Linked DNA regions of Homo sapiens: region 1 is linked to region 2. Evidence: chromatin loops called from intact Hi-C (ENCODE). Cell type or tissue: mammary epithelial cell. All regions are shown on one strand. Each heading gives the region's core, and the rest is flanking DNA. Links, peaks and the distances in the headings are about the cores only.

Region 1 (16,464 bases), core at 5,133-13,132, 340 kb before region 2:
TCTAATGTACTATATATTTTACTCATTTTTTATGGTTATATATACTGTCTTTCTCCCTCCCAAAGATTCCAGGGGTCTTTATTTTGTTCACTGATGTATCCGGGAACTAAAACAATGCTTAGCACATAGTAGGGGTTCAATAATATTTGTTGAATGTATTAATTAATAATTATAACAATATAGCATGTGCTGGTAGTCAACGAATCCATAAATACGTTTGAATGCTTAGGTGTGCTCTCTGTGATCTTAGGCACTATGGAGAATTTTTTTTTTTTTTTAGCATAAAGCATCTGCCCTCTGAAAATGTAAGTTTCATTGGGCAGATCACAGGTACAAAGTAATGTCAAAGAGCTTACATATGGAACATATTGATAAAGACCATTGGCTGTGCTAATAAGTCTTTGTGTTATTATGCATTTATGGAACAATTATTCATTGAGCACCCACTATGACCCAAGTACTGTGCTAGCCTGAAGATATTAATGTGAACAACATAGACAGGGTCCCTACTTTCTTGGGACTTACATTCTGATAGGACAAACAATGAACCAATGAATAAATAAACAAAACAACTATAGAAGGACCCTGAGGAAATAAACAAGAGCTGTCATAGAGAACAACAGCAGCCACACCAATTACAATCACCAGGAGGAAGCCGGCAGAATGAACATCTGGACCTCACTCTCCTCTTGCCCTCCAATCTCCAGCTGGTACCTCCACTGGGCCAGCTGGAAGCCAGAGAGCACAGTGCACACAGGGCTAGCAGCGTACAGCAAGGCAGAGAAGATCTGGAGGAGCAAGCATGTATGTGAGTGTGTACGTGTGTGTAAAAACACACCCAAATATACCTCAAAGCCTCCTCAACCTTTCCTGATAGCTGTTGCATCCATTACACAGTTTCTTCCTTTTCTCTCTCCAGGGGATAATCTGATTCTATTTTCCCATATATACTCCTTTTTCTACCAAACTTCATAGTGTTGAAAATAGCAGTCATCCCTTAAACTTCTATTAACTAGGTTCATGAATCTCAGCATCTTTAACTTTTTTCATAAAAAATTTTTTACCTCTTTCAATTTTTAGTCTTCTAAAAATCTGGTATAATTTCTCCTCATCTTTCAGAATATGTAAAATAAAATATTATATACAACTTGTATACAATTCATTAGTAGATTGATAGTTTATTTGCATAAAAATGAACCTTTTCAAATTTGACTGACATGTTAAGACTAGCCCAATTTGATTTTTAAAGCTTTTTTTTTAAAATTAAGTGGCCCATGCTTACGAACACCCATATTAATATGCATAGAAGATAACTTCATATTTAAATTCTCAGAAAGTAAATACAAAGCTGTAACCCACCTCAGGCTCAACATAATAACACTTATTGAGAACTTACCATGTGTCAGAAATTATGCTAACTACTTTACATTATATTTAATCCTCACAACCTAGGAAACAAGAGTATTATTATCCCCATTTTACAATTAAACTAAACTGAAGCAAAGAAAGGTTAGGTAGCTTCCTCAAGATCAAGCAGATATTATGTGGTGAGAACTGGATTCCAACTGTGCTTTTTCACAGTGGAGCCCCCAGTCTACCAGGAAGCCATAGCAGAGCACCTGTACATAGGGTTGTGGGGTCCAAGCACACTCCTCAGCCATTTTTCACACCTAGATATTTCCAAAGACATAGAACTTCGAGTACGAGTACACTTATTGGTCATCCCATAATAACAATGGAAAAATATGTTAAAGAGGTGCTATTCAGTGAAAAAAGTAAGTTATAGGAGAACTGAGAACATTATCATCCCATTTATGGAAAAACAAAGACAGATGTTTTTAAATAGGTCTATCATTAAATATAATAAATATATGGTTCATAGATGCCAATGTGACTATAAGTAAATATATTTGTAGTCATAGTTTCTAGAAAGATAAAAGAAAAATCCGTCAATACAGAGTTCCTCAAAGAGAGCCCTCAAAGGAGTAAGAAGCATTTATTTTCCCTACATACTCTAGACCATTTGAATTATTTACCACAAACTTAAATAAGTTATCACATCAATTACACTAATATCCCATAAGGAAGCAAAGGCTGAGATGATAATTGAATAACTTTATCATGAAAGAACATTCCTGGCAATCCCAAATGTACCTAGTCTGGAATTTCTTCCAAGGTTATTAGTTTTAAATTCTTTGTTTTTTTAATCTTGCTACCTACATATGTTAACAACTATTAGGAAAAAAAACAGCAGCCATAAAATACATATTTTAACTTAGCTTCGTTAATGTGTAAATTAAATGCACTCAATAAACAAAATACATATAAACTGTCCCACTATAGGCTTTAAAACTTGTCAGCATTTAACAATCCACAGATAGCAAACACTTGACCAGTGAAGACTGATAAAGCTATAATTTAGTTGCTGATTCAAGAGGGACAAGTATTAAGACAATAGCTTCATTCTTCCATATATCCCAGTTATGTTGATTTCAGCAGGTTGTCTACATTCTAGAAGCAAACTATTTTAGCAGCAGTTTGTGTGGCAGCACAAACAGTACCCAGAATAGGTTCAACTACAGATCTTGGCACCTATCTTGTTAACTAGCCATGTCTTGAAATGGAACATCATGGAAGGCTTTGGTTGCCAAAGATGAAGTATTTGGATTTTATTGTTCACAAATGCAATGTACTGTGACTAATGTGATACCAAACACTAAAATCCAAACGAGAGTCTAGAGATGGTGAAGCCCAATTCAAAGTGACTAGCTTTGGCAACAACTTGTTGGAGATCAAAATATATAGATATTAAATTCTCAGTATCTCTTAATAGAACTGGTTGAATAAATTAAGGCACATTCATATACTGAAACACAAAGCAGCCATTAAATTCATGCAGAACATTACAGAAATCAATATTCCACCTTATCGTAAAACTTGACACTGTTTCCTCCAATGGTCATTTAACACCAGTGTCATGAACTGCTGAAGGCATAAAGTCTCACATACTATACACCCATACATTCCTCAGCAAGCAAGAGGAGTTTGCGGCTGTCGCCAGCATTCCCAGTTTAATTCTACACCAGTCCTAGGAAGTACATGACGTTCGATGTCCTGCTAAGTATGACCAGTGTGCTTCTGCTCTATCTGCCAAGGGTCTTGCGCCATCTTAATTGCACAGAGTGATATTCACATCTCACCCCAACTAGTCTCTTTTCTTTGCTTATTCTGTTGCATAGCTCCTGAAGCAGAAATCATTCTTTGATAACAATGCTATATAACATGGTGGTTAGAAATGTGACACTTTGTGGATCAAATAAGCCTGAGTTTGAATCCAAGTTCCACCCCTGACTACTCATAGGATTTTGGGCAAAGTACTGAATCTGTGACTTAATTTTCTCATCTTCTTTTTTTTCTTTTTTTTTTTTTTTTTTTTTTTTTGAGAAGGAGTCTCACTCCGTCGCCCAGGCTGGAGTGCAGTGGCGCGATCTCAGCTCAATGCAAGCTCCGCCTCCCGGGTTCAGGCCATTCTCCCACCCCAGCCTCCGGAGCAGCTGGGACTACAGGCGCCCGCCACCACGCCTGGCTAATTTTTTGTATTTTCAGTAGAGACGGGGTTTCATCGTGCTAGCCAGGATGGTCTCCATCTTCTGACCTCGTGATCCGCCCACCTCGGCCTCCCAAAGTGCTGGGATTACAGACGTAAGCCACCGTGCCCGGCCAATTTTCTCATCTTTAAAGTATAACTGATAGGTATATTACACATGGTTTAACGGATTAAATGAGATAATGTGGGATGACTGTGAAGTATTAGCACAGTGCCTGGCAAATAATAAGTGCTCAGTAAATAATAGGTTTTAATTCTAGAGTTTCTGAACCTTCTTCATTACATGCTTTTGCCACCTTTTCATCATATCTCCAAAGATGAAAAATGTTCAAACCATTACATTGATACAGTAAAAGAATCTCTTGGTCAAAAGCACATGTTAATCTAGATGGAATTTTATTAGACACTCAGAGAAGGTCTGAATTTCTTTACAATAGAGAAAAACCTAAGTCTAATGCTTATGTATTTGTGCAGCGGAGCATGTGGCGTATAACAGTAACATAGTCACTTTGTGCCGAGTTTGGTTAAAATTCAAAAACCTTAAAAACTAACATAAAATACACATGAGATTGCATCTGGGAAAATTGAATCAAATTAGTTTTCAACTTTCTGTGCTTGCAGGGACAGGAAACTGAATAAATAAAATCCATAGATCACACAAACAAAAGGAAATCTAGTTTAAAACAAGTTAGACCTCTTCTAACAACAGATGCTGGAGAGGATATGGAGAAATAGGAATGCTTTTACACTGTTGGCGGGAACGTAAATTAATTCGGCCTTTATGGAAGACAGTGTGGTGATTCCTCAAGGATCTAGAGCCAAAAATACCATTTGACCCAGCAATCTCATTACTGGGTATATACCCAAAGGAATATAAATCATTCCACTATAAAGACACATGTACACGTATGTTTACTGCAGCACGATTCCCAATAGCAAAGGCTTGGAACCAACCCAAATGCCCATCAGTGATAGACTGGATAAAGAAAATGTGGCACATATATACAGTGGAATACTATGCAGTCATAAAAAAGGATGAGTTCGTGTCCTTTGTAGGGACATGGATGAAGGTAGAAACCATCATTCTCAGCAAACTAACACAGGAACAGAAAACCAAACACCACATGTTCTCGCTCGTAAGTGAGAGTCGAACAATGAGAACACATGGACACAGGGAGGGGAATATCACACACTGGCGCCTGTCGGGGGGTGGGGGGCTAGGGGAGGGATAGCATTAGGAGAAATACCTAATATAGATGACAGGTTGATGGGTACAGCAAACTACCATGGCAGGCGTATACCTATGTAACAAACCTGCATGTTCTGCACATGTACCCCAGAACTTAAAGAATAACAATAACAACAACAAAAAAAGTTCACCCTCTTCTAAAGTCTTCTGTCTCGGAAGATTGCAAATGTTACTCATTTCAGTTTCATTTGCAACAGTTTCAGTTGATTTTCAGTTTCATTGCAAATGTTACTGATTGCAGCTGAAAATGAAATCTCCCAAGAAGAGGAAAGAAATGAAGGAAGCAAAGAAATAATAATAAAGATACTAAACAAAGTTCAACTAACTACTGGAGAGTGGGCAATGCCACGGAGCTCAGTGGTCAGCCCCTAATTATAAGGAAGTCTCCCTCATTTCAGATAGTTCTGGAAGAAGAAGGCAGTCCCAGAATAGCCCACATTAAGCAGCCCGGAAACCCACAGGCTCCCCAGCTTTGCTCAGACTTCCTGGCTTCAGGAAAAGAACCATCTATAGCCCGAGTAAGTGATGCTGGCCTTACCCCACCCACTCACTCCTCCTTCACATGTACCTCCAAAAAAGTAAAAAGCAAGCCCATGTCACAACTAGCAGTCATGAACTGAATCCACCTAATAGATGGGTTTTGTTTGGCTTGCAGAGTTTAAAAGGGAAAAAAAAATTTGGTTGCCAACACTTAGAATGGAGAGATTCCACACAAAATCCAGATCTCTGGCTCCTCTTAAAATTTTAGAATATTTTGCAACACCAGGCCAGCATGCCCAGTGGGAATAGGTAAGGGAACCCTTTTTTAAATGGAGTGTACACTCTCCAATTTGCCATTGTCCCCACCACTCCTTGTTCTGACACCCAGCCCACCACACTCATTGACATTAGCTGTCTGGCACTGGTCGATATTTGAGTGCCCAGAGCCCACTGGTCATTAAGAACAGCAAGCCAGATGTGCCAAATGTCAATAGCAACCAATATGTCTATTAACTAAAACCAAAAACATAATAGCAGAGAATCTGATCATTTAATGGAAAAAAAAAAACCTGGGCTGGCTATTAAAATATATGTTTCTTTCCTAGGACCACAACTGTGTGAAATTAGGCAAGTTAACTAATCTTTCCTAAATTTCAGTGTCCTCAAGTACGAAGTGGGGATAATAATACCAATGTCATAGCATATGTTATGGAAGATAATGTATGTTATTTTAAAGTCCTTTATAAAGTAGAATAAGTTAAATATAGATTATGATACTGAATTACTCTAAGCAATAGTTGACACAAGAATAAATGAAAGTTGTACCATAGATGTTTAATGTTACCACACACACAGAAATAAAATCTAATTCATTGACCTGCTGATGATTTCATGTTATTCTCCATACTTTGTAAATTCAAAATGTATGCACTTAAATGCTAGAGCCACAATTTAAAATTCTTTGTTAGCAAGAGAAAGAAAACTTAAAAAAGGAAAAAATAATGCCTTTGTACCTCATTATTCTTAGGATTAATTAGAATTTGGGTCATAGATTCAGGTTTTCTAAAAGTTAATGGTATATCAGAGGAGCGTAACTGAGGATTTGGAGTAGGCACAGATCATTCACTGTACATCTGCCTAGAACTTCATTAAGCAATATCTGGATCTGATTGTACCCATAAAATTTCTGTGCCCAAATGAATTTCAAATTAAGCTTCCTAAAGGAACGAGAGTCTATTAAATCCCTTCCTCCTGGAACTGCGGGCAGTATTTAGGAGATGAGATGACACTGACGGAGCACCTTATATCAGGCTCCCTTAATAAACCAAATAATTTCAAACCTTGGGACACAAATAACATTAGCAGAGGCAAGGCGATGGCCAGAACGGGAAGCTGAAATTCTGAAACAAGCAAAATTTTTCACAATTTCCCTTCATCAGGCCAACAGTCACAGTGCTAGACAAAGGGAATTTGTCTTAATAAGTGATGCGTGAACTGCCTCAATCTTGGTGCCTGCTCCACAGAAAGCCACTGTGAACCTCCAAGAAACTACGATGTCGTCCAATGCTGCCCCCAACAAATGATAGGGACCTTGACCTGGGCATACTCTGCCCACCTCCCTCAAAATCAAAGAAGAAGTGATCTTCTTTGAGAATATGAACTAGAAAATACCCAAGATAAAAGGTATTACTTTATCTTTCTCATAGCATTTAACTGCAAAAAAAAAAAAAAAAAGGGGATTTGTATGCATGTCTATCTCTTCTAGCTGTAGGGCCCAGTGCTAGTGTATAGTGAGCACCCGATTCATATTTCTTAAGTTGTGCTAAATTGTCTTCATTCTCCATTTTCTGACTTAGCAGCACAAACGACCTAAAAACCTCCAAGCACTTTATTTATCTGGGACCTCCTCTTTTGGGCCATAGAGTGAATTATGGTACTGTGCTCACCACGACTCGGCAAAATGATAAAACTTTGAAATATAAGACTTACATCAGGCCGGGCGCGGTGGCTCACGCCTGTAATCCCAGCACTTTGGGAGGCCGAGGCGGGCGGATCACAAGGTCAGGAGATCGAGACCATCCTGGCTAACACGGTGAAACCCCGTCTCTACTAAAAACACAAAAAATTAGACGGGCGTGGTGGTGGGCGCTGTAGTCCCAGCTACGCGGGAGGCTGAGGCCGGAGAATGGCGTGAACCCGGGAGGTGGGGCTTGCAGTGAGCCGAGATCGCGCCACTGCACCCCAGCCTGGGCGACAGAGCAAGACTCCGTCTCAAAAAAAAAAAAAAAAAAAAAGACTTACGTCAAACTGTGCACAGTGGAATATCTCCTGGATTCTGTAAAGGCAGATTGATAATGCAATCATGGTACACCACCACTGATACTGCTCAGCCCTTAAAATTCAGGCTAGGAATGGGAGGAGTGGGATTCCCCAGCTCCGCTCCGCTCCTGCGCTCCCATCGCTTCACCGCTAGGAAGCAGCCTAGCCAGCATTCCCACAGGGTTGGAGCTGGAACTGCACACTGGAGAGTTAAACAGACCAAGCATTCAGTTTCTGCCTCAGGCACTCACTGACAGGGCAAATACAGAAACTTCAATTCCTCGTGTCTTGGTTTTGTCATCTGTAAAATGGGATAACAGCTCTTACCATAGGACCCCTGCAAAGAGTAAATGTATATAAAGGGCTTGGCACCCAGCCTGGCACACAGTAGTGGTGTAATAGATGCCACAACCCTCGTGTAGGGAGAAGAGACGTACAGTGACCCCGAGTGAGCTTGAAGATGACGCTGTGATCAAGCTTGGAGTGGGCTTCCAGGCACACTGGTGTCACCCCGGGCTCTGGGGCCCAAGGCAACACTTCTCAAGCCTTTCTATTGGAACACCACTAACTGTAAAGAGCGGTGAATGTATGCCCTGGGGCCTGTTGGAAGCTTCCAAATTCATTCTTGTTTTGTGGTAAACCTCCATGTCTTTTTAATTTGCTCCCAAGCAAATTTGTCTTGGTTTTAATGTCAAAACAATACGGCCTCCTCCTACATCTCTGAGAAATATGAACCTTTAGGGAGGCGTGCTATAATCATATGGTGACTTTGCTGACCCGTCGGCACCTTCCCCACACGCCTGAGGATACATGTGCCTCAATGTGCTACCACGTGGGACTGCCCTTCCATTAGCATAAGTAAGAGTGTGGGTCCACCTTTGGATATTGTAGCGTCTCATGATTTTTTTTTTATTTTTATTTATTTTTTTTGAGACGGAGTTTCGCTCTTTTTGCCCAGGCTAGAGTGTAATGGCACGATCTCGGCTAACTGTAACCTCCACCTCCCCAGTTCAAGTGATTCTCCTGCTTCAACCTCCCAAGCAGCTGGGATTACAGGCGTGTGCCACCATGCTTAGCTAATTTCATATTTTTAGTAGACGGGATTTCACCATGTTGGTCAGACTGGTCTCAAACTCCTGACCTCAGGTGATCTGCCCACCTCGGCCTCCCAAAGTGCTGGGATTACAAGCATCAGCCACCGCGCCCAGCCAGCATCTCATGATTAATAAATAAAATGCCAAGGCCCTGAAAAACTTTTGGAGAAAATGATTTTCTCCAAATCACAATGTGGGAGGAGATAGGCTAAACAGGGACCAGCTCTCTGAGCACAGCCTACTTTCATCTCTGGTCATAAACATCATAAAAACAGAACACAACACATTCGTGAACAAAGTTAGACCAACCATAATGCCAAAGTGATCTTAACAGAATCACAAATGTCATAGGCACCCTAAGGGAATGTCGTAAGGCATCCCTTAATGTCATAACATTTGAGAGAAGTGCCTGCTGTTTACCAAATACAGGTGAATAAATAAAGGAAATAAATAAATAAATAAATGTGCATCAGTGGCTCAGTTTGGGAATAAGGATGAAGAATTTGCATTCGAAATCCTCATAAAAGTCACATTAACCAAAGTTATGTTTCCATAAGACATAGTATTTGCAGATTGGGTCATCTGTACTGACCCTATGTGGCTGTTTCTGACCAAAAACATGCAGATTCCGACTAGTTCATAGCCCTTAGACAGGAGTAGCTATTGGTAAACATTGTAACAGCTGTAGGGAAATTAGACTTTCTTAATACTTAATATACAGAATGACAATACTACATGTACATATTTTGAAAAAAGAATATATACACTTACAGTGAGACAGTTTCAAACTATTTCGCTGATGAGAGGTACAATGTAAGTTATAAAATAATATCTAAACTCAAATAAGCACTAATATTAAAAGATAACTACTCTTTTACTTTTTAACTAAAATATTCAGGTGATTCTTAAATCGAACTTTAAATGATGTCCATGATATGTAAATCTTAAAAAAAAACAAATGGTATTTTCGTGTCTTGCCACAGTAGAGATGATCAGATACTTACCTCTAGGGGGAGCTCAAGGCTTTGTCTCTACTTAACGTTTTCTGTTTTCCCGGTGTTGCATGACAGAGCCCTTGGGATCTCTCCACTTGGGAAAAGATGCTCCACCCCATCCCTCTCATCCCCTTAAAAAGTTGCAAAAATTTGGGGTGGGAGGAGATGCTCAGGAGAAAAAGAGACTCTGGGAAAACTAATGGGCCAATCTCAGCCCACTAAGTGGTTATTTTTCTCTTTGGGGATAAAGCCTAACCATTATAAACCCAGTGTTTGCCTGGAGGATCCCCTTAGCAAATCCCTCAAACTACCAGTGGCAGCAGTATGAAACTGTGGACATTCATGCCCCATCATCCTTGGCTTCTTAGGATTACTGACTAGCACTCTTAGCACTTGTGGCTATATAAATACCGCTTTAATTTATACCAGCATTTCTCAAAATGGACTTTCAAAGAACACCAGTTTGACTGTAAGTTAGCAAATTTTATGTAAATAAAGGGTTGTCTGTCACAGAAGTTTAGAAAACACTGGGTTAAACTAAGTTCAAAAGTTTTCCTTTGTGCAGGACTTTTCATAGTCTGTAATGCATGATGACTCTCCAAAAGAAGGGACAAGTAGGAAGTGTTTCTCAAGTCTATATGACCACAGGTCTCTCTTTTAAGAGCTTCCTCTTAGGCCTGTTAGAACACTCCCTCAGACATTTTGCTCACGATTGCTGAGGTCGTGGTTAAGAAAAGAAGCACAGATTTGTTTTTTGTTTTTTGTTTTTTTAAACAACTCAGCCAAGTATATTTCAAACAAAAAGGGAGAGTTTGGTCTGAATTATCTGGATATCTGCTTCAATTAGCCATTCTAATTTACATGTACAATGAAAGCCTTGGAGTCCCACCTCCCTGCCATCACCTAATATTGTCTATGATAGGGAACTCATTAGGCCAACAGCATACAAAAATTTGGATTTATACTCAAAAAATGACTATTTACATCACAAAATGAGATTCGCCATAAAACTCCTTAAATCACAGATTCTCCCACCACATTTAAAAAATGATGCTACAAAATAACCATTAAGTTTACCCACTTACACATACTCAGCAAAACTCCTGGCTCACAGAGAGACACAATTGCATGTGGCATTGCACAGTGACCACTGCATTAAATACACACAGATGTAAACCCCTTCTTTTTAAAAGTTTTTCATGTAAGCTTTTTTCAGTAGGACACAAATTTTTTTTTATTATTCTGCCTCACTGTTTTTCTACCACATCTAGGCAAGTACAATCTGCATAAAAAATTGCTAGTCATGCCATTTTGCTACCCAGGTAAGGTATGTTAAGGCCATGTTGCTACTACTAGTCACCGTCTTCATGAGATGGGGTAGCTGGGTGGTGAATACAGTGGTCCTGGGGGAGGTGGATCAGGATCACGGACAGGCCTTTTTAAACTCTAGTTCTTAGGCAACTGCCGTCAGATTCTGCCCTCAGGTGAGAGCCACTGCTCCATGGTGTTCAAATGACAGAAAAAAAGTTGTATCCCAAAGAAATATTAGAGCAGGAAAATTATTACAAATCAGAAATATAGGACTACAGTTTCCAAAGTGAAGTTACATACTCCAGAAAATTTTAAAATAATAGAATTTCTGTTCATACTTTTATCTCAAAAATTAGAAATTAGACTTTCTTAGTATTTAATATACAGAATAACAATACTATATGTATATGATTTGAAGAAAAAAGGAATATGCACACATTTTAGAGAGAGACATTGTCAAACTATTTTGCTAATGAGAGGCACAATTTAAAAGTTGGGAAACCAATGCGCCCGCCGTGTCCGTGGAGAGAGGCTGAGGCAGCCAACCTCCGGCCCCAGGCACCGGGGCGCCGGGACGGCGAAAATGTCGCCTTCCTTAGTCCGGGCAACTGCCCGGGCTGTGAGCAAGAGGAAGCTGCAGCCCACCCGGGCAGCCCTCACCCTGACACCTTCAGCAGTAAACAAGATAAAACAACTTCTTAAAGATAAGCCTGAGCATGTAGGTGTAAAAGTTGGTGTCCGAACCAGGGGCTGTAATGGCCTTTCTTATACTCTAGAATATACAAAGACAAAAGGAGATTCTGATGAAGAAGTTATTCAAGATGGAGTCAGAGTATTCATCGAAAAGAAAGCACAGCTAACACTTTTAGGAACAGAAATGGACTATGTTGAAGACAAATTATCCAGTGAGTTTGTGTTCAATAACCCAAACATCAAAGGGACTTGTGGCTGTGGAGAAAGCTTTAATATTCGAAATCTCAGGACTCTTCTGGCCGTAGGTTCCAGGAAAGCTCGTGGAAGCTTTGGGGCTCACTGCAGAAATCATGTGACTGTCACGTGCTGGAAAATAAAGTGATACATCTTGAAAATGAAGCCAGTGTGTTGGATTCCGGAAGAAATGATATTTGTATTCTCTGTAGGGGACAAAATGAGAAGTCATCACTCTTTTTGGATCATTTAGATCTCTTGCATCCTTTGTTTTAGAACCAGTTTCATTAAAGTTGCCTTCCTGGACACCTGTTTATCCCTTTCCTGAACTGTGTGCACTCCTTAGATCGCTATTGAATGGCTTGAGCTTCCCTCAGCATTTCTCCCAACCAGATCGGCGACTCCTAAAATCCGAGACAGGACGTCCTGACTGCTGGTAGTAATATGGTGGTGCATTGTTTTTTCCACCCGAACTTAACATAGCCTTTTTATACATTTTTATGAAAAATTTCATTGTCAGCTGCCTCATTGTATACCCTTTAATAGTACCAGGCAAAGATTTTCTTCAACTATAGTACAGATTAGTTCTGAGTGATGGTATCAAAAGGTGAGAAAGACGTCATCCACCTGTTTTTTAATCCATTTCTTTTGCCACCCTATATGTCTGTTCAGAGATGGGATCTCAAGCTGACTTTGATTCTTTTAGTTGAGGAGTCTCTTAAAGCCATCTAGCCCACCTCCCTCAATTCCCTATGTGAGGAAACAAAACCCCAGGGAAGCCAAAGGGCTCCTCTCCACCCTGACTCTACAGGCCGGGGGAGAGTAGGGACTCTACCCCTCTCTCCCCTTCCTTGTAGGTGACACATGCTCTGCCCTCTGAGGCAGTCAGCGAAGGCAAATGGTCTGACTGCTTTATGTGGTCAACATTTTAATAGAATTTCTTTATAATTTGATACAGGTTATATTATTTTTATTTTATTTTGAGTGGGAAGAATTTTAAAACCTTTTTATGTGAATTACCTCTTGTTTCTTTCACCTTTGAAACAGTGGTTTGTAGGAGAGATGACATTGTAGCAACCCAGAATTCTGCTTTTGGAATGTGGTCCTCACTGTGCAGGAGAACATGGGGATCTTTTGTTAAAATTCCCAGTGTGCATACACTTTCTGGTTCCTCGGTCCAGTTGCTAAAGTTCTTAGTATTTTAGCCTAACATATTTATCACCAACTTTTCTTTAAAAGTGTTCCTTTTGTCACTTAGTTACTGATTTTCCTGGGTTTGACATATTAAGTATTCTATGAGATGATATATATGCTTTTTTTGAAAGCTGATTCTCATGAATTCAAGTAGCTGAGTTCCTTTATGTTTAGTTTATTCACTAAAGTAGCTGGCACAAAACACACCAAAACCTAGAGCAATAGCTTTATGCAAATGCTCATGAGTTTGTATCAATAATATGATTGTTGGATCCACTTATAATTCATGCAATACTGTATGTATGTAGAGATTGAGTTGTCAATTTAAAAAAATGTGTCCTCTTTGTGATTAAAAAAAAAAGTTGGGAAACAATGATATAGAGAAAATTATGCCTCTGCAAGCATATTTCAGGTTAATTAGACAATAACTTAGACAGATGTGAGCCTGCAATCCAATAATGGTCTCCCATTGTCAAACAAATGTCAAGATAAAACTAAACTTATTTCTGAAATGGTTCCATGTTATTATAAGAACAAATTTCACATTTTATTAACACTGTCACTTGAGTAGCAAATAACAAATTTTGAAACTTGGATAGCAAATAGAGAAGGAAAAAAAATTAAAATTAGGCTTTTAAAACCATTGGGTTCATGATCTGGGTTCTCTGCTCAAAAATATCAGCAACTTGTAAATTTTGGGCAGTATTTTTGAATCAACAAATATTAATCAAGAGCTGACTCAACATATTCACTTTTTAAATTTAAAAAGCAACCTGAATATATTTGTTATTTTTGAGTGGGAATGAAGCTTGCAAAGCTTATACGCATATTCAATTGAATTTATTACCAATTAAAAGATGTAAATAATTAATTTGAGTAAAACGTTTGAGTCTTCTTCCAAGACTATAGGGCAGTGTTTACTCATTGCAGAATCTTCCAAGTTTACTCAAACTGTTGGCACAGTTACCTTGAAAAAAATTTTTCCATAAGATAAGTTTTATTTTCCTTGGGAGGGTAAAGTCAAAAGAAAAATTCAGACTTCCAAGATTATATAAAAGTAGAATGAGTTAATATAAATATGTTCCAATAGTCACATGCCTTTCAGATATAAAGAAACACACATGTTCACATAAAAGACTGATATAATAACTATATACAAAATATTTTTGCCTTTCTGTTAAAACATACTTGTCAACTGGTAACATTCGTAGTATACTTTTGGAGATAAATTGAAGGCCTAGAGATTTGTCAATACCTTCACAGTCCATAACATGTTCTAATTCTAGGAAAATCTTATAAGGACTAAGTTCTTATAAGAGCATTTTGTATTATTAATTATTATAGAATTCCACTCCCCTTCACTCTAATGTTGTTACTTATTACAAAAAATAATCAGAGCCATTTAATCATATTATGGAAAATGATCTCTGCTTTTTCCTTATATTCACCTAAAAGGCCCTGCCATAAGCGTAAGATCAGGGTCTGAATCTTCCATAGTAGAAGTAATAACAAAAGAACCTCAATAAAGGATTATACCAGGTACCCTGGTCTATTAATACTACAGGGGAGTAATCCCCAGGCACCATTAACATCAGCACCATGAAGAGTCTCCTGTGACTGAATGATGATTTCTAGGACTCTTCAGCCTGAGTATTGAAGATGACTTCCACCCAGTACTTTGAAAACAAACCTCTCCAGAGGCAGAAACCACTGATTACCATGTGCTGCATTGCATTGTTTTGTTCCTGCTGGATTAAGGTTATAAATTAATTGTTAGTAGACATCTCCATTTTTAATCATGGTAATCTCAAGAACTTTACCCCTAACAAACCACTGGGTTAAGGACTAATTACTCAGGTATTGGCAAAGTCAAACAATCTATATCAAAATTAAAGGGACATCTAAATCAGTTACGGGCATGTTTCAAACTGTAGTAATAATCCTTGTCCTAGTTTTGCCTATCTGGCAGGTGCCAGGTATATGTCTCCAGAGTCTGAAATGCTGCGGTATAGTCACTGGCATACCAGATGATGCAACAGGTCATTCTGCAACTAAAGAAACATGAGGGACTAACTCTAGTTCAACTGCAGATGACATTCTCTGAGCAATCTTCTAATCAACAGACTCCAGACAATAGTGCAGATCTGATAGATCATGTCCCAGAGACAATGGTCTCTCCTTCAGTTTAGACTGAAGAATGACCAGAAGATGGTAACCGAGAATTGAAACAGAACTCACAGCTTGCAAAACTGGACCAAATTGTGGCATCAAGAAAACAGTCTAAGCTCAGATTCTTTAATGGCAACTTGCTCGGGCCCTATCTTCCAAGATAAGACACAGGCTCACCCTAGCTGACAAATTCTACTAGTCCCCATCAGGACTATTCGGTGACTAACTCTAGTCCTCAAAACTCTAGATTTACCCTTCTCTAACTTCCAAAGGGAAGTTACAGAAGGGTAAATTGAAGATGAACTTCCCAAGGTCATCCACGGTGTGCATGCTTCCCTGCTGAGGCAAACTATTAAATTTAACCCTTTTATTTTTACTGTAGCTGTGTTTCTGACGGTCTTTGGTCAGGGGGTCTTAGCAAAGGCCATAAAGTCACCTTGAAGCATGCTGAGTCTTGATAAAGAGGGTTTGTGGGTAAGGTGTATTTTTTAAGCAAAGGAGAAAAAAGAGAGGGGACCCAGATAATTGAACATAGAAAGAAAATGGGGCTTCTTCATCAATATCAAATTCCTAGGCCCTGCAACTTCCTCATCTATGCTGCTTCCAATGAATAGAGAAACCATAATAAGGCTCTTTGTAAAATAATTTGATGCCTAGTCTAGTTGCTATATAAATATCAGTGAAAACAACAATAGCAATACATTTTCATACATATATAGAGATATATAGTAACTTATAAGTTTGTAACTTATAACCTATGATACTGGTGCTGTTCTCATTTTAAAGGAAATCTCAGAGGATCTAGGCACCTAAATTACTATCACGCAGCTTTAAATAGTGCAACCAGAACAGAAACTCAATTACTAACCACCATGATAAACTCCTTTCCATTTTTTTTTCCAGATTTTATAAAATAAGAATCTACGTCACCTTGTGCATAATAGCAAAAAAAATTTGGAGACAAGTTATTGTTTTAGAGGAAACAAAGTTCACTTTTTAAAAAACGTAGATTGGGCACCATGGCATGTTCCTGTAGTCCCATCTACTATGGAGGCTGAGGCAGGAGAATCGCTTGAACCCAGGAGTTCCTTAAAGCTAGGAGTTCGAGGCCAGCCTAGG
Region 2 (16,464 bases), core at 534-8,533:
AATTTTAATGCCTCATTTTAAGGTTTTTCATTCTGGGTATCAGAATTAAATTAATTAAATTAAATTAAAGCACACAACAACAATAGCATTAAAGACAAGAGGGATTACACAGAATTAACGTATTACTACAAGGTTCTGGCATTAACTAGAAAAAGTAAAGGGCCAGCCGTCGTGGCTCATGCCTGTAATCCCAATCCTTTGGGAGGCTGAGATAGAAGGACTGCTTGGGGCCAGGAGTTCAAGATAAGCCTGGGCAACATAGCAAGATCCCATCTCTACAAAAAAGTAGAACTAAAAAACATTAGCAGAACATGGTGGCATACACCTGTAGTCTGAGGTACTCAGGAGGCTGAGACAGGAGGATTTCTTGAGCCCAGCAGTTCGAGGCTGCAGTGAGTTATGATTGTGCCACTGCATTCCAGCCTGGGCAACGGAGCAAGACCCTGTCTCTAAAAACAAAACAAAACAAAGTTTTCTTAAAAAAAGTAAAGTACTAATACAAGAATATCAAGGGTCCATGTTATAATCACTTAAGTAATGAAAACATACTAAACATTTTAGAGTAAAACTGAGTAATAAAAAATGTCTTGAATATAGTTGTCCTCCCTTACTTTCCATGGTTTCAGTAATCTACCATCAATGAAGCAGATTCAATGAATGGAATGGAAAATTCACAGGTTTTGAATAGCGTAGCATCCTGAATAGCATGATGAAATCTCATGCTGTCCTGCCCTGTCTGGCCTGGGACATGAATTATTCCTTTGTCAAGCACACCCATGCTGTACATGCTACCTGCCCACTAGACATCTAGTAGCTATCTTGTTATCAGACTGAAAAAAAAAACATACTAAATAAAGGACTCAGGACTATCTGCAGTTTCAGGCATCCACTGGGAGTCTTGGAACCTATCACCTGCAGATAAGAAGAAACTACTGTAATCCAAAGTAAAGCAAGAAAGAAAAAAAAGGGGACAAATAACAAGACACACAGAAAACAAAGTGTGAGGCTGGACACAGTAGCTCACGCCTGTAATCCCTGCACTCTGGGAGGCCGAGGCAGGAAGATCACTTGAGGCCAGGAGTTCAATACCAGCCTGGACAACATGGCAAAACCCTGTCTCTACTAAAAATACAAAATTTAGCTGGGCGTGGTGACTGTAATACCAGCACTTTGGGAGGCCAAGAGAGTTGGACTGCTTGAGCTCAGGAGTTCGAGACCAGTCTGATCAACATGGCGAAACCCTGTCTCTACCAAAAAATACAAAAATTAGCCAGGCATGGTGGCACGCACCTGTGGTCCCAGCTACTCCAGAGGCTGCAGTGGGAGGATCACTGGAGCCTGAGAAGTCGAGGTTGCAGTGAGCCATGATGGCACCACTGCACTCCAGCCTGGGTGACAGAGCAAGACCCTGTCTCAAAAAAAAAAAAGAATAAAAAAACAAGGGTACAATCATAATGCAATGGAGAAAGAACACGTCCCTACTTCACATAAGCACCTTGTACAAGAATAAATTCCAGAAAGATCATACACCTAAAATAGAAAAGGAAAACAAAGCTTTCAGTAGAAAACAGAGTATTTTCATGACCACAGGTTGAGCAAAAATTTCATAAATAGGCTGGGGGCACTGGCTCACGCCTGTAAATCCCAGCATTTTGGAAGGCCAAGGTGGGAGGGTCACTTGCAGTCAGGAGTTCAAGACTAGCCTGGGCAACATAGCAAGACCCCATCTCTACAAAAAAAATTTAAAAATTAGCCACTGGCGGCACACACATGTAGTCACAGCTACTCAGGAGGCTGAGGCAGAAGGGCTGCTTGAGCCCAGGAGTTAGAGGTTACACTGAGCTATGATTGCATCACTGCACTCTAGCCTGGGCAACAGAACAAAACCCTGTCTTCTTAAAAAAAAATATATATATATAATTATGAACCAAAAGAAATAATCATAGAAAGGTAATTAAATTAAACTTCATTAAAATTAAGGGCTTCTGTTCATCAAAAGACATCATGAAGAAAGTGAAAGGCAAGTCACAAAGTTGATTTTTTTTTTTTTTGCAGTCAGAGTCTCGCTCTGTTGCCCAGGCTGGAGTACAGTGGCATGATCTCAGCTCACTGCAACCTCTGCCTCCCAGGTTCGAGATTCTCCTGCCTCAGCCTGTTCAGTAGCTGGGAGTACAGGCTTACACTACCATGTCCAGCTAGTTTTTGTATTTTTAGTAGAGATGGAGTGTCATCATGTTGGCCAGGCTGGTCTCGAACTCCTGACCTCAGGCGACCTGCCCGCCTCGGCCTCCCAAGGTGCTGGGATTACAGGCATGAGCCACTGCACCTGGCCTAGGAGAAGATATTTGTAATACGTATATTTGACAAAGGACTCGTATCCAAAATAAAAGTCTCATAAATCAATAAGATAACCCAATTTTTTTAAATGTGCAAATAACAGACCCTTCACAATAGAGGATATCCCAATGACCAATAAGTACATTAAAAAGTACTCATCATTCATAAAGAAAATGCAAACTAAAATTACTAAGCTCACCAGAATGACTAAAATGAAAGATCAGACCAAGTGCTGATAAGAATGCAGAGCAAATACAAACACTCGTATGTTGCTGTGGAAGTGCAACCTCGTACAACCAGCCTAGAAAATTAATTAACAATATCTACTAAAGTTGAACACACATGTGACTATAAATAGTAATAAAATGCACATGTGTGTAAAAGTTTCTGGAGTGCTATAAGTGTTCTATCTAGTTCCAACTGGCAGTTACACAGGTGTCTTTGCATTATAAACATTCAAACTACACCCTTCATTTGTGTACTGTTTTAAAGTCTGTTATACATTACACTTCAAAGAAAGTATTTTAAAACCTTAATGACTTACTCAAAGTTAATAAACAAATGAGAAAACAAGATTAAGATAAACATTCAGGTCATTAAAAATGATCTCTCTAATCCTTTTATGACTATGCTATACTTTCCAACTTTAATAGTTCCCTTCTACTATCAAACCCCTGACATAATGTGTTCTCCTACAATATTTTGCTTTAAACTTGTAATTGAACTTTTCTTTTATGCCAAGGAGCCAGGTTTAGCAGTTTGCATAACTCTAACTACAATAAAAGTGTACAATGACTATCTATCAAAATAGATTATGCAAAAAAAATACAGATGATACTGACTTACGATGGGGTTACCACCTGAAAAACCCACAGTAAATACAAAATGTTGTAAGTCAAAAATTTATTTAATATATCTAACCTACTGAACATCATTATCTTAGCCTAACTTACCTCAAACATGCTCAGAACACTTACATTTGCCTACTGCTGGGCAAAAGCATCCAACACAAAGCCTATTTTATAATAAAGTAATAAATATCTCATGTTAATTTATTGAACACTGTACTGAAAATGAAAAATACTGTATTGAAAGTGAAAAATAGAATGGTTGTATGGGCACTTGAAGTACAGTTTCTACTGAATACATATATATTGTTTTCGCATCATAGTGAAGTAAAAAAAAAATCATCAAATCAAACAACCATAAGTCAGGGATTGTATACATATTAAAGAAACAAGCCATTAACCTGAAGAAAATTCACATCTTTAACAATTCTCTAATAATAATTAACATTCCACCTTTAATTTTATGCATGTTATCATTAGATGAATTCAAACTATATGTCAAGCAGAAATTGGACAGTATTTAATTAATTAGGACCCAGATACACTGCAATGTATATGGTAATGGTAACAAGCTTGTTAGTTAATTCTCATTCTGTGAAAATGGTTAAGAGTAGGATCTATATAAAATGAAACTGATAAGTACAGAAACAAGCATCTTTTTAAAAAGTCTTAAGTTTATAAGTTCAATTACTAAACTGCCACTCGTGCTCCAGCATCCTCTCCTTTCCAGCTTTTATTTCAATATATACTAAAAGAGACAGCTTGGGATTTAACTACCTAATATTGTATAAATTATCTCATAACTTTTTAAATTTAAGCTAAATTCTAGGTTCTAATTCATTATGTAAAAGTACAACATGAAATATTTAATAATTTACTTTCCCTTCAAAACAATCATTTATATATATATTTATATGTATGTTTATATATATATACATATATATATGTCTCTCTCTCTCTCTTTTGAGACATAGTCTCACTGTGTCGCCCAGGCTGGAGTGCAGTGGCACGTTCTTGGCTCACGGCAACCTCTACCTCCCAGGTTCAAGTGATTCTCCTGTGTCACCCTCCCCAGCAACTGGGATTACAGGCATCCGCCACCACACCTGGCTAATTTTTGTATTTTTAGAAGAGGTGGGGTTTCGCCATGTTGGGCAGGCTGGTCTCGAACTCCTGACCCCAGGTGATCCTCGACCTCCCAAAGTGCTGGGATTACAGGTGTGAGCCACCGTGCCCAGCCAAGACAAGCATTTATAATTGTATCCTTTATATAACCACTAAAACAAAATGAATTTTAGCAGACACGTAAAATTCAATTGGACAAAGCAGTAGAAAAGTGCTGCTGGGCCATTGCCTATAAACAAATAATGCACATTTTCTCATCACTACTTACCATATTTCTCTCCAAAATTATGAATTAATCCTATGTAAAAAATTACTCCGGCCGGGCACAGTGGCTCACACCTGCAATCCCAGCACTTTGGGAGGCCAAGGCGGGCGGATCACCAGGTCAGGAGATCGAGACCATCCTGGCTAACACAGTGAAACCCTGGCTCTACTAAAAACACAAAAAATCAGCGGGGCAAGATGGCAAGCACCTGTAGTCCCAGCTACTCGGGAGGCTGAGGCAGAATGGCCTGAACCCGTGAGGCAGAGCTTGCAGTAGGCCGAGATCATGCCATTGCACTCCAGCCTGGGCAACAGAGCGAGACTCCGTCTCAAAAAAAAAAAAAAAAGAAAAAGACATGTCTGCTTTAAACCGTAATATAGTATCCCAAGTGCAGCCTGAAAATATTCTTGTTGTTTCCAATATTATTCAAGGACATGTTTTATATGCATTTTGAAGTATTCAGACTGAGAAAAAAGGTCTTACGGCTTTTAAGAATTTAGAGAGCTATAGTGCCATCTACTGGAAAACACAGATTATGTTACTTCTTAAGCAAAATTCACTACCATATTTTCTATCAAACAAATCCCAGGGTCATGTCTACAATGATTTTGCATTGATTATATAACATGTAAAATTAACTACTAAATCTGTTAACCACGTACATAGCAGTTATAACTGAATACTAATGTGATTACAAATGTATACTACTCCATTCCCACCATAGAGAAAGAATGCATAAGACTCAGAAATTAACACCTAGCTGGTTCAGAGTTGACCTGGGATTTCCTTCTGAATGGCTTTTTTTTTCTTCCAAATCCTAACCTTATATTTCTCTTTCTTTTTTCTTGAGATGGGGTCTCTCCATGTCGCCCAGGATGATCTCAAACTCCTGTGCTCAAGCAATCCTCCTGCCTCAGCCTTTTAAGTGGGTACGACTAAAACAGAGGGCTTTTGTTCAACATGACTGACTCAGCATGATCCTTGCAAGCAGAGGGCCAACATCACACGCACACGCACACACGCACACACACACACACACACACACACACACACACACACACTCAAATGGAAAACCATGAAGAAAACAATAATATAGCTGTTGATTTGTCATTACCTAAATAGAACACTTATTCAGTAGTAAACACTTTTTTTGCATTTTTTTTAAATATCAAACACTTCACAAATCTCCACATCATCCTTGCACAGAGACCATGCTAATCGTCTCTGTATTGCTCCAATTTTAGTATATGTGCTGCAGAAGTAAGCGCTAACACATCCTTTTACATAAACAAGTATTCTTACACCTTCCTGAATTTGGGAAGGATTATACTCAAGGAATAGGGGAAGTGATGGAACTTACTGAGGTGCTACACGTCTCCAGTAGCGATCAATTCCATGTTTAAAATACAGTACAGCAAGCCACCTTACATTTATATCCAAAGTGTGGTTGGTGAAAATATTCTATAAATAAAAAACATAATATTAGAATTAGCATGGAATAAGTAAAAAGTATAATTAATGTACCCACAATAAAGTATGGACAGATCTTTGTTTTGTTTTGTTTTGTTTTGTTTTGTTTTTGAGACAGTTTCACTCTCGTCGCCCAGGCTGGAGTGCAATGACACGATTTCGGCTCACTGCAACCTCCGCCTCCCAGGTTCAAGAGATTCTCCTGCCTCAGCCTCCCAAGTAGCTGGGGTTACAGGTGCCTGCCACCAAGCCCAGCTAATTTTTTGTATTTTTTTTTTGTAGAGACAGGGTTTCACCATGCTGGCCAGGCTGGTCTCGACCTCTTGACCTCAGGTGATCCATTCGCCTTGGCCTCCCAAAGTGCTGGGATTACAGGCATGAGCCACCACACCCAGCCTGGACAGATCTTTTAATTAAATTTGTTTATATTCTATCACTACATATATCATATCGATATTTATGAAGTATATATAGTTCTACAATTCATATAAGAAGTACACCTGCTCAGTTGTATGTTAACTGTTCAAAGCTGAGTAACACACATGTAGAGTCATTGTACTATTCTGCTTTAAGGTGTGTTTGAAAATTCCCCTAGTAAAAAAATTAAATTCAGAAACAAGCAAACCTAATTATTTTTCAAATGAATACCATAAGCCCATACATATTCAATAAAATATATAACTTCCAAATTAGAAAAAGTAGGCCCACTACAGCATAGATTCAAAGATTCTAAGGAGTCAAGGCCCCGGGGTTAATACATGCTATGAAATAAAACTATTTCATAGTACCCTCCTTATCAAAACAATTATCCTTGTAAATAAGTTTGATAAAGCTGGGCGCGGTAGCTCACGCCTGTAATCCCAGCACTTTGGGAGGTCGAGGCAGGCGAATCACGAGGTCAGGAGATCGAGACTATCCTGGCCAACATGGTGAAACCCCATCTCTACTAAAAATACAAAAATTAGCTGGGCATGGTGGCGCATGCCTGTAATACCAGCTACTCGGGAGGCTGAGGCAGGAGAATAGCTTCAACCAGGAAGGTGGAGGTTGCAGTAAGCCGAGATCGCGCCACTGTGCTCCAACCTGGTGACAGAGTGAGACTCTGTCTCAAAAAAAAAAAAAGTTTGATAGCAGAACATTTTTAAGAGATATAAAGCGGCCGGGCATGGTGGTTCATGCCTGTAATCCCTGCACTCTGGGAGGCCGAGGCAGGTGGACCACCATGAGGTCAGGAGTTCGAGACCAGCCTGGCCAACATGATGAAACCCCATCTCTACTAAAAATACAAAAAATTAGCTGGGTGTGGTGGTGCACATCTATAATCCCAGCTGCTAGTAGGCTGAGGCAGGAGAATTGCTTGAACCCAGGAGGCGGAGGTTGCAGTGAGCAGAGATCGCACCACTGCACTCCAGCCTGGGCAACAAGAGCAAAACTCTGTCCCATAAAAAAAAAAAAAAAAAAAAAAAAAAAAAAAAAAGGCCAGGCACAGTGGCTCATGCCTGTAATCCCAGCACTTTGGGAGGCCGAGGGGGACAAATCACCTGAGGTCAAAGGTTCAAGACCAGCCTGACCAACATGGAGAAATCCCGTTTCTATAAAAATACAAAATTAGCCAGGCATGGTTGCGCATGCCTGTAATCCCAGCTACTTGGGAGGCTGAGGCAGGAGAATCACTTGAACCCGGGAGGGGAGAGGATGTTGTGAGCTGAGATCGCACCATTGCACTCCATCCTGGGCAACAAGAGTGAAACTCTGTCTCAAAAAACAAGAGAGATAAAGCTACATGTGATGTGAATAATCTCAACTCAACATTAACCATTACTCAAAAAAAGTATGCATTATGTTAATCCAAATAATAATAATGACTATAATTATACTATGTCTCAGACCAAAAACAACTCAAATTCCCAAAGGTGACCTCTTAAACCTTGTATAGGAAAACCCCAAAGCCAAAAATGATGTGGAAGTATGTCCTTTGCTATAGAAAAACATTTGTAAGTTTTTTTTTTTGAGATGGAGTCTCACTCCCGTTGCACTGACTGGAGTGCAGTGGCGCGATCTTGGCTCACTGCAACCTCCACCTCCCGGGTTCAAGCGATTCTCCTTCCTCAACCTCCCGAATAGCTGGGATTACAGGCATGCACCACCACTCCCGGCTAATTTTTGTGTTTTTAGCAAAGACGGGCTTTCACCATGTTGGCCAGGTGGGTCTTGAACGCCTGACCTCAGGTGATCCACCTGCCCTGGCCTCCCAAAGTGCTAGGATTACAGGGGTGAGCCACTGTGATCAGCCAAGTATTTTTTAAAAAGGAATGCAGGCTGGGCGCAGTGGCTCACGCCTGTAATCCCAGCACTTTGGGAGGCCGAGGTGGGCAGATTATTTGAGGTCAGGAGTTAGAGACCAGCCTGGCCAACATGGTGAAACCCTGTCTCTACTAAAAATACAAAAAATTAGCTAGGCATGGTGGGGGGGCGCCTGTAATCCCAGCTACTCAGGAGGCGGAGGCAGGAGAATCGCTTGAACCCAGGAGGCAGAAGTTGCAGTGAGCTGAGATCACACCACTGCACTCCAGCCTGGGCAACACAGCGAGACTCCACCTCAGATAAAAAAAAAAAAAAAAAAAGGGGACGTACACTATACAGCCAATTTTAGAAAATCATGTCTAAATACAAAAAAAAAGAAAAAAGATTACAAATATAGTTGTGTAACTCACATTTATTCCTTCGAACCACTGGCAACTGGGTGCAAGTCCCTCTTTTGGGTCTCCATTACAAAACATGCACTTCTTTTACCACATTAATCACATTTGATCTTCACACTTTACATGTCCACCTTCTATACTACATTGAGTCTTGTCTTACGCCTAGAATCTAGCACAGTGCCTGGCAAAGCAGAAACTTCCTAACTTTCTATTGAGCAAATGAGTGAACGAATGGAAGTAATGTGGGAATATTGTGGAAGTTGGTGGATCTCACTCAGTCTATCTCAAATACACTTACAAAAATAAGAAAAGTCAAGCTGCAGATGTCAATCCAAGTAGAAATGTCCTATAAGTACTCTGAAAAACAGGACTAGAACATAAGCCTGAGATCATGTATACAAATACAGGAGTCTCCTGACTAGAATGGACAGCTAGGTAAGATCAAATGTACCTAGATAGCGAGTATAGGGGAAAAAGGAAGACTAAAACACAGCAGCTTTTTAATCTACTGTAAATATAATCTGTTCCATCTAAAAGAAATGTTATATCCCTCTAAGAAGAAAATTACAGGTAATAAAAATAAAGACATTTGGAGGCCAAGGTGGGAGGATCATTTGAGCCCAGGAGTTTGACACCAGCCAACAAAGCAAGACCCTGTCTCTACTTAAAAAAAAAAAAAAGACTGGGCCAGGCGCAGTCGCTCACGCCTGTAATCCCAGCACTTTGGGAGGCCAAGGCGGGCGGATCACAAGGCCAAGAGATTGAGACCATCCTGGCTAACACGGTGAAACCCCATCTCTACTAAAAATACAAAAAAATTAGCCAGGCGTGGTGGCGGGCACCTGTAGTCCCAGCTACTCAGGAGGCTGAGGCACGAGAATGGCATGAACCTGGGAGGCGGAGCTTGCAGTGAGCCTAGATCACCCCACTGCACTCCAGCCTGTGCGACAGAGCGAGACGTCTCAAAAAAAAAAAAAAAAAAAAAAACCTACGCAGTTAGTATTATTAATAAGGTATAGTTATTAATACATAAAAAGACAACAGTTAAGCAATGCCTATTGGTTTTTAAGGTCCAGCAGTAATTAAAATAAGAAATTCTGAAAGTGTTTTATATTTTGGCCAGAAAAAGCACAAGACTAATTATAGAGCATATTCATTTAAATAAGCGTAAGGAGAGTAAAGATACTCAAGAGATTTTTTTTTTTTTTTTTTTGAGATGGAGTCTTACTCTGTCGCCCAGGTTGGAATGCAGTGGTGCAATCTCCACTCACTGCAAGCTCTGCTTCCTGGGTTCACACCATTCTCCTGCTTCAGCCTCCCAAGTAGCTGGGACTACAGGCGCCCGCCACCATGCCTGGCTAATTTTTTGTATTTTTAGTAGAGACGGGATTTCACCGTGTTAGTCAGGATGGTCTCAATCTCCTGGTCACGTGATTCGCCCGCCTTGGCCTCCCAAAGTGCTGGGATGACAGGCATAAGCCACCACACCTGGCCCCGCTGCTCCCCCCCTTTTTTTTTTGAGATGGAGTTTCGTTCTTGTTGCCCAGACTGGAGTACAATGGCACGATCTCAGCTCACTGCAACCTCCGCCTCCTGAGTTCAAGCGATTCTCCTGCCTCAGCCTCATGAATAGCTGCGACTACAGGCGTGCGCCACCACACCTGGCTAATTTTGTATTTTCAGTAGAGATGGGGTTTCAGCATGTCAGTCAGGCTGGTCTCAAACTCCTGACCTCAGGTGATCCACCCGCCTTGGCCTCCCAAAGTGCTGGGATTACAGGAGTGAGCCACTGCACCCGGCCCTACTCAAGAGATTTTCTAAAGATTTATACTATGCCTAAAATTTACAAACATGATGCTAAGATTACATAAAGAATAAGATGTTTTCTTTAGTATCTTTTAAAATCAATCTTTTTTTTTTTACGATTCTGTTACTGAGCCAAACAGCCATCTTTTTTGTTATATTCAGGATAACAAGTCTGACTTTAAACAATTTCCCTTACTGTCATGAACAATATCTTCTTCAATTTAACAAACAACTCAAACTTTTTTAGCCAACAAGTTAAAATATATATGACAACTGCTATCATTTATTTTATTTTGCAAGATATAATAAACAATTTTGCTCTGATTCTATGACCTGGTCACAAATACTGAGTCAGTTTTTAACCCAACGGGGAGCTTTGTTGCCCTGACCAGAAGCTAAACCTCAAACACTAATCAGAGTTCTCAATTTCTCAGAAGAAAAGTATAAGGAAAGTGTTCAACACAAAAAGACTTCTTTCATTCTGGCATTGAGAAAATAATTTTGATTAATTAGTCAAAAACTTTGAACTCCAATAAAGGTTAATTTAAAGCACATATTGTTAATTAATTATACCATTTCCCATTATATCCAAGAAAACATCAGCTGTGTCAAGAGAATGAAATTTTTAGATGAGAAAAGAAAACATTTTAAAGTGAAATACACGGTACACCTGACATTGATGCTGCAATGTGGAGACCTGAACAACTATGACAACATAAATTACCTGGGGTAGGGATAAAGACAAAATATGAAAGAGTGCTACCTAGAGTCCTGATAGTAGACACTTTTAACGTACTAAAACTGAAAATCATCACAGTTTTGCCTTCTGAGCAGATGCTACATATACCTAGCTTATTTTTATATTTATCAATAAATATTTATTTAACACCCTTAAGAAGTCATAAAGTAATAAGATAATGGCAAAGGCATCAGCAGCCAAACATCTGAATCTATTTCACTAAACTACCAATAAAACTAGGGTTTTAAAACAAATTAATGTTGTCTCATTTTATTAAAAAGAAAAGCAAACAATTTTAGAACAACTTACCAGCAACACTGAATAGAAACCTGGCTGTGTCTCCCACTGCTTCAACTGCTCCTCAGCTGGTTTTAACACAGCAGTATCCTGACTGGTGGCCTGTGTTAACACCTGAAGAACAACAGTGCTGGCACTATTGAGATCCATGGAAACCTGGCAATGATAAGTTAACATACTTGAATATGTATTACAAGTAATAAAAAATTAACAGTAAAATAAATGGAGACAAAAAGCTTTCATGTTCTGAATTACTCCCATTCATCTAATCCTTCATGTTCTGCCTTTCTATCTTTTCTAAGTATACCCCATACTCATCCTTAAAATTCATAATCAAATTATTTTTGCTTAAATCAATTTATTCCTAAAGGAAACTCTCTTTCATTGTTCCATAAATAGAAGATAATAAATTGAGGGAGGGGAGATACACACACAAACTTCAAAGTTTCTAAATTCTGAGTAAGTACCATTACGTGCCCAAGACTAAGCATAATGTCTTCTGTCTTCGTTTTAAAAAGGAGATTAATAAGTGTTATAAAAGTATTAAACCATACAGTAAGTAACACCTAACTTTATCCTTGACAAAATCAGAAGGAAGAAAAGAAAACTGCAAAAGAATTGCTTTGACTTGTTAGTAAAGTACTCTCCAACATCATCTTACGTGCCACCAATGGTGCATCTCCAAATCATTTTAAGAAACATACAAAATGAAATGCTATGGGGAAAAAAGCCAAACTGACCTATTAAACAAAAATCTAAAACCTAAGTCAGAAAGGATCTTAAGGGCTGGGTCATCTAATCCTATACCATGTAGCTGAAGCCATTCAACAAACACACAATTTCTTGATTTTGTTGAATTCTCCGGGATTCTGTTTCTAATCACCCCCAAAATTGTATATACAATTCTATACTTAGCAAGTATGTATAGTTATTCACAATATACACGTACAAAATATAAGGATTAAAATTGAAAGCTAAAAATATTGACAGAAAATAAGTCGAAGTTCTCAGTGCAGGGGTGACAGGGAATAGCGTTGTACTGTATTGATACAGCTTAGTGACAGTGGCTATCTCTGTGACCGAAGAATGTTCCAGACAGTAAAAGTCTGAAAGTTATTAGCCTATAAAGAATATAGCCAAAGCAAATGAATTCCTTTGTTAAAATAATTACAATTAAATTGCAGTGAAATGGCAAGATTCCAAATGTTGATTCAACAAGAAATCTGACCTAGATTACCTTTTAGGGAAAATCAACCATTTCAAAACCTATGTAAGTAAAGCAGGGCTAATCAAAAACACAAAAATTTCATTGTACCATCTTAAAAAGGGCCTAATAACTAGAATCTGAAAAATACCAAGTTACTGATAGAGTTGGATTAAGATTTGATTTGATTTTGATTTATTTTTTGAGACAGAGTCTCACTCTGTCACCCAGGCTCGAGTGCAACAGCACAATCTCAACTCACTCCACCTCCCGGGTTCAAGCGATTCTCCTGCCTCAGCCTCCCCAGTATTTGGGATTACAGGCGCACACCACCAAGCCCAGCTAATTTTTGTATTTTTAGTAGAGACGGGGTTTCACCACGTTGGCCAGGCTGGTCTCAAACTCCTGACCCCAGGTGATCCGCCTGCCTCAGCCTCCCAAAGTGCTGGGATTACAGGCATGAGCCACCATGCCCGGCCAGATTGAGATTTTTTTTTTTTTGAGACAGAGTCTTGCTCTGTTGCCCAGGCTGGAGTGCAGTGGCACGATCTCGGCTCACTGCAACCTCTGCCTGCCAGGTCCTTGGCCACCCAAAGTGCTGGGATTACAGGCGCGAGCCACCATGCGCAGCCCAGATTAAGATTTTAAATTTCTGTCACCCAGGCTGTAACACAGTGACGTGATCACTGCTCACGGCAGCCGCGATCTCAAGTGATCTTTCCACCTCAGCCTCCTAAGTAGCTGGGAACACAGACATGCACCACCGGGCCCAGCTAATTTTTTTTTATTTTTTATTTTTTGTAGAGACAAGGTCTCGCTTTGTTGCCCAGGCTGGTCTCAAACTTCTAGGCTCAAGCAATCCCTCCCCAAGTGCTGGGATTACAGGCATGAGCCATGGCATCTGGCCTAATTTTACATTTTCTAGCAGCCACGTTAAGTAGTAAAAAGAAGTATGTAAAAATTAATCCTAATATATATATTTTACTACAGCTGCTCTGATATATATATATATACACATATATATACATATATATACATATATATACATATATACATATATATACATATATATACATATATACATATATACATATATATACATATATACATATATACATATATATACATATATACATATATACACATATATATACATATATATACATATATATATACACATATACATATATATTTTTTTTTTGAGACAGCGTCTCACTCTGTTGCCTAGGCTACAGTGCAGTGGTGCAATCTCAGCTCATGGCAACCTCTGCCTCCCGGGTTCAAGTGATTCTCCTGCCTTAGCCTCCCAAGTAGCTGCGACTACAGGCGCGAGCCACCACGCCCAGCTAATTTTTGTATTTTTAGTAGAGACTGGGTTTCACCATATTGGCCAGGATGGTCTCAAACTCCTGACCTCAAATGATCCGCCTGCCTCGGCCTCCTGAAGTTCTGGCATTACAGGTGTAAGCCACTGCACCAGGCCTAATAGTGTATTTGACTCAATACATCCAAAATGTTATCATTGCAACATGTAACCAATATTTTTTAAATATACTGAGATATTTTACTTTTAATACTAAATCTTCAAAATCCTGTGTATATTTTACACTTAAAGCACATCTCATGGCCAGGTGTGGTGGCTCACACCTGTTAATCCCAGCACTTTGGGAGGCTGAGGCAGACAGATCGCCTGAGCCCAGGACTTCAAGACCCACCTGGGCAACAGAGCAAAATCCCGTCTCTACAGAAAATACAAAAATTACCCAGGTGTGGTGTGCACTTGTAGTCCCAGCTACTAAGGAGGCTAAGGTGGGAGGATCACCTGAGCCCAGGGAGGTCCAGGATACAGTGAGCTGTGATCACGCCACTGCACTCCAGCCTGGGCAACAGAGAAACCCTGTCTCAAAACAAACAAACAAAAAAAAAGACTGACTGCAACTGAGTGTGTCACTTTAGACTGGGTATTCAGTGAAGGCTTCTGAGAAGTGACATTTATGAGAGACGTGAATGACAAGAGAAACCCATGCAAGGATCAGAAGGCAGAGCTTCAGACGGGGAAAACAACTAGAAAAAAGGCCTTGCGATTAGAAACAAACTGAAGAAGGCCAACATGACTGACACTTAGTGAGAAAAGGGGAAAGTGGCGGAAAATGAAGTTGGAGAAAAGGGCAGGAACAAATGGGGCAAAATAAGGTGTCTAGGCTTTTCATATAGGTATAAAAATAGACGCAGGATAGGAAGAACATAAATATATTGCTATCAACATATGAAAGGAAAAAAGCTCTACCAGAACTCATCCTCATCCCACCCCCTCCACCAAAGAAATAAAGATAAAAGTCACAGCCTTGCTTTGGGCTATTCCTAAAAAAATCACTGACTACTGCCAACCCTCAAAGCAATTTTCCCCTAGAGCAAAGATTGTGCAGAGAACATAAATGCACACAGCAAAGCAATCCTTACCCTCACCATTTTTCCTGTTCTAGTGGAATCTGCTAGAGTTTCCCATCCCTGCCTCCTTCCAGTATCTGCCCCATCCAGGTCCTCCCCTTGCTTTGATCCTTGCTCCTAAGAAGCCCATCCAGTCTGGCGGGGAAGAGCTCAGTTCATACATTTTTGGGGCACCTATTTTGTGCCAGACACTGCAGTAGTTGTTAGGATAAGAATCAGAAGAGTCTCTGTTGTCTACCCAAAATCTGTGGGCTACTGGGGTGAGAGGCAGAGGAAGCTACTCTTATTGTTAAAACAAATTGTGAAAAGTACGTTTCTACCATACCAGTTGGCGCCCAGAGTATATCTCCCACACAGAACCAATATACGAACGTGCCTACAGTTGGAAACAAAAATTCTCCTTAAAAGAAACAAGTAAACAAAAGAAAACTCAGCATCTTTACCTGCTACTAACAGATTTATCAGACCTGCAGTGACTTCAGTTTCAGCCATACATAACAATGTTCTTCAGAATATTTGTATTATCTGTGTTTGTCATTAGTTTTAGGGCATTTCACACATACAATAACCCCAGCAAGTCTACTAAATGCCAACACTTTAAGTAGATTGACTTTAAAAAAAAAACAAAAAACAAAAAGGTGCCAAAATTAGAGTAAAAACCGAAGAAGAGTGTTCCAAAATAAAAAGGTTCCCACAGTGAAATAATTTATTCAGGCATGGGTAAATAACCCATGCTAAAACCATTAAATGAAAGAACAGTTGTTGGGGAACAGAATGTTCCCAATGTGTCCAAGTATCACTCCACAGATTACTTGCTAATTGTAATGAAGAAACAAATCTTTAAAATAAAGAAATCCATCGTCAGTCGCCAGCTTAACCAACAGAGTAAATTCAGTTATCAACAACAACAACACAACTTGACCTTAAGTGCCTCCTGATATGATGAAATACGCAGCCCACAGCCTCGCCTCTGAAACATCAAAAACGGTCAACATTAATCTAATCAAGACTGGGCCTAACTTCCAGTTTAAAAGAATTAGAAGAGAAAGAATATTTCTGGAATGATGACATAAGTAGCTCCACAGACCCTCTCCTCAGGGATACAACCCTAACTGGTGAAAATTATAAAAAGCTCAAAGTCTCTGGAAAATGTCTTAACCGCATACAGCAAATACAGAAACATCTATGTGACAAATATTACTAAATCTTGGAAGGAACAGTAA

Evidence for each region. Hi-C counts contacts between places; a loop is a spot of excess contacts. Peaks named below come from ENCODE experiments on the same cell type or tissue, not always from the same donor. Only the 100,000 strongest peaks of a DNase experiment are listed, where the experiment ranks them.
Region 1: a loop joins it to region 2, with 14 times the contacts of the local background. A loop is called at or near these places in 38 of 110 quality-filtered maps.

Annotation. Positions count from the first base shown.
Region 1 is chr5:62,772,438-62,788,901 of GRCh38, reverse strand. It overlaps the pseudogene ISCA1P1. Among named protein-coding and RNA genes, the nearest start is that of LRRC70, 200 kb to the right of the region's middle. In mammary epithelial cell, for the core only: a CTCF peak has its summit at 9,755 (motif pointing right); no DNase peak of the experiment used is centred there.
Region 2 is chr5:62,432,555-62,449,018 of GRCh38, reverse strand. IPO11 (importin 11) reads right to left here. Exons shown (of 30, transcript NM_016338.5): 2 at 11,602-11,745; 3 at 5,936-6,036. The coding sequence starts at 11,739. It also overlaps the pseudogene RNU6-661P. Among named protein-coding and RNA genes, the nearest start is that of IPO11, 28 kb to the right of the region's middle. In mammary epithelial cell, for the core only: a CTCF peak has its summit at 5,066 (motif pointing left); a DNase peak (open chromatin) is centred at 5,538; H3K27ac peaks cover 280 bases.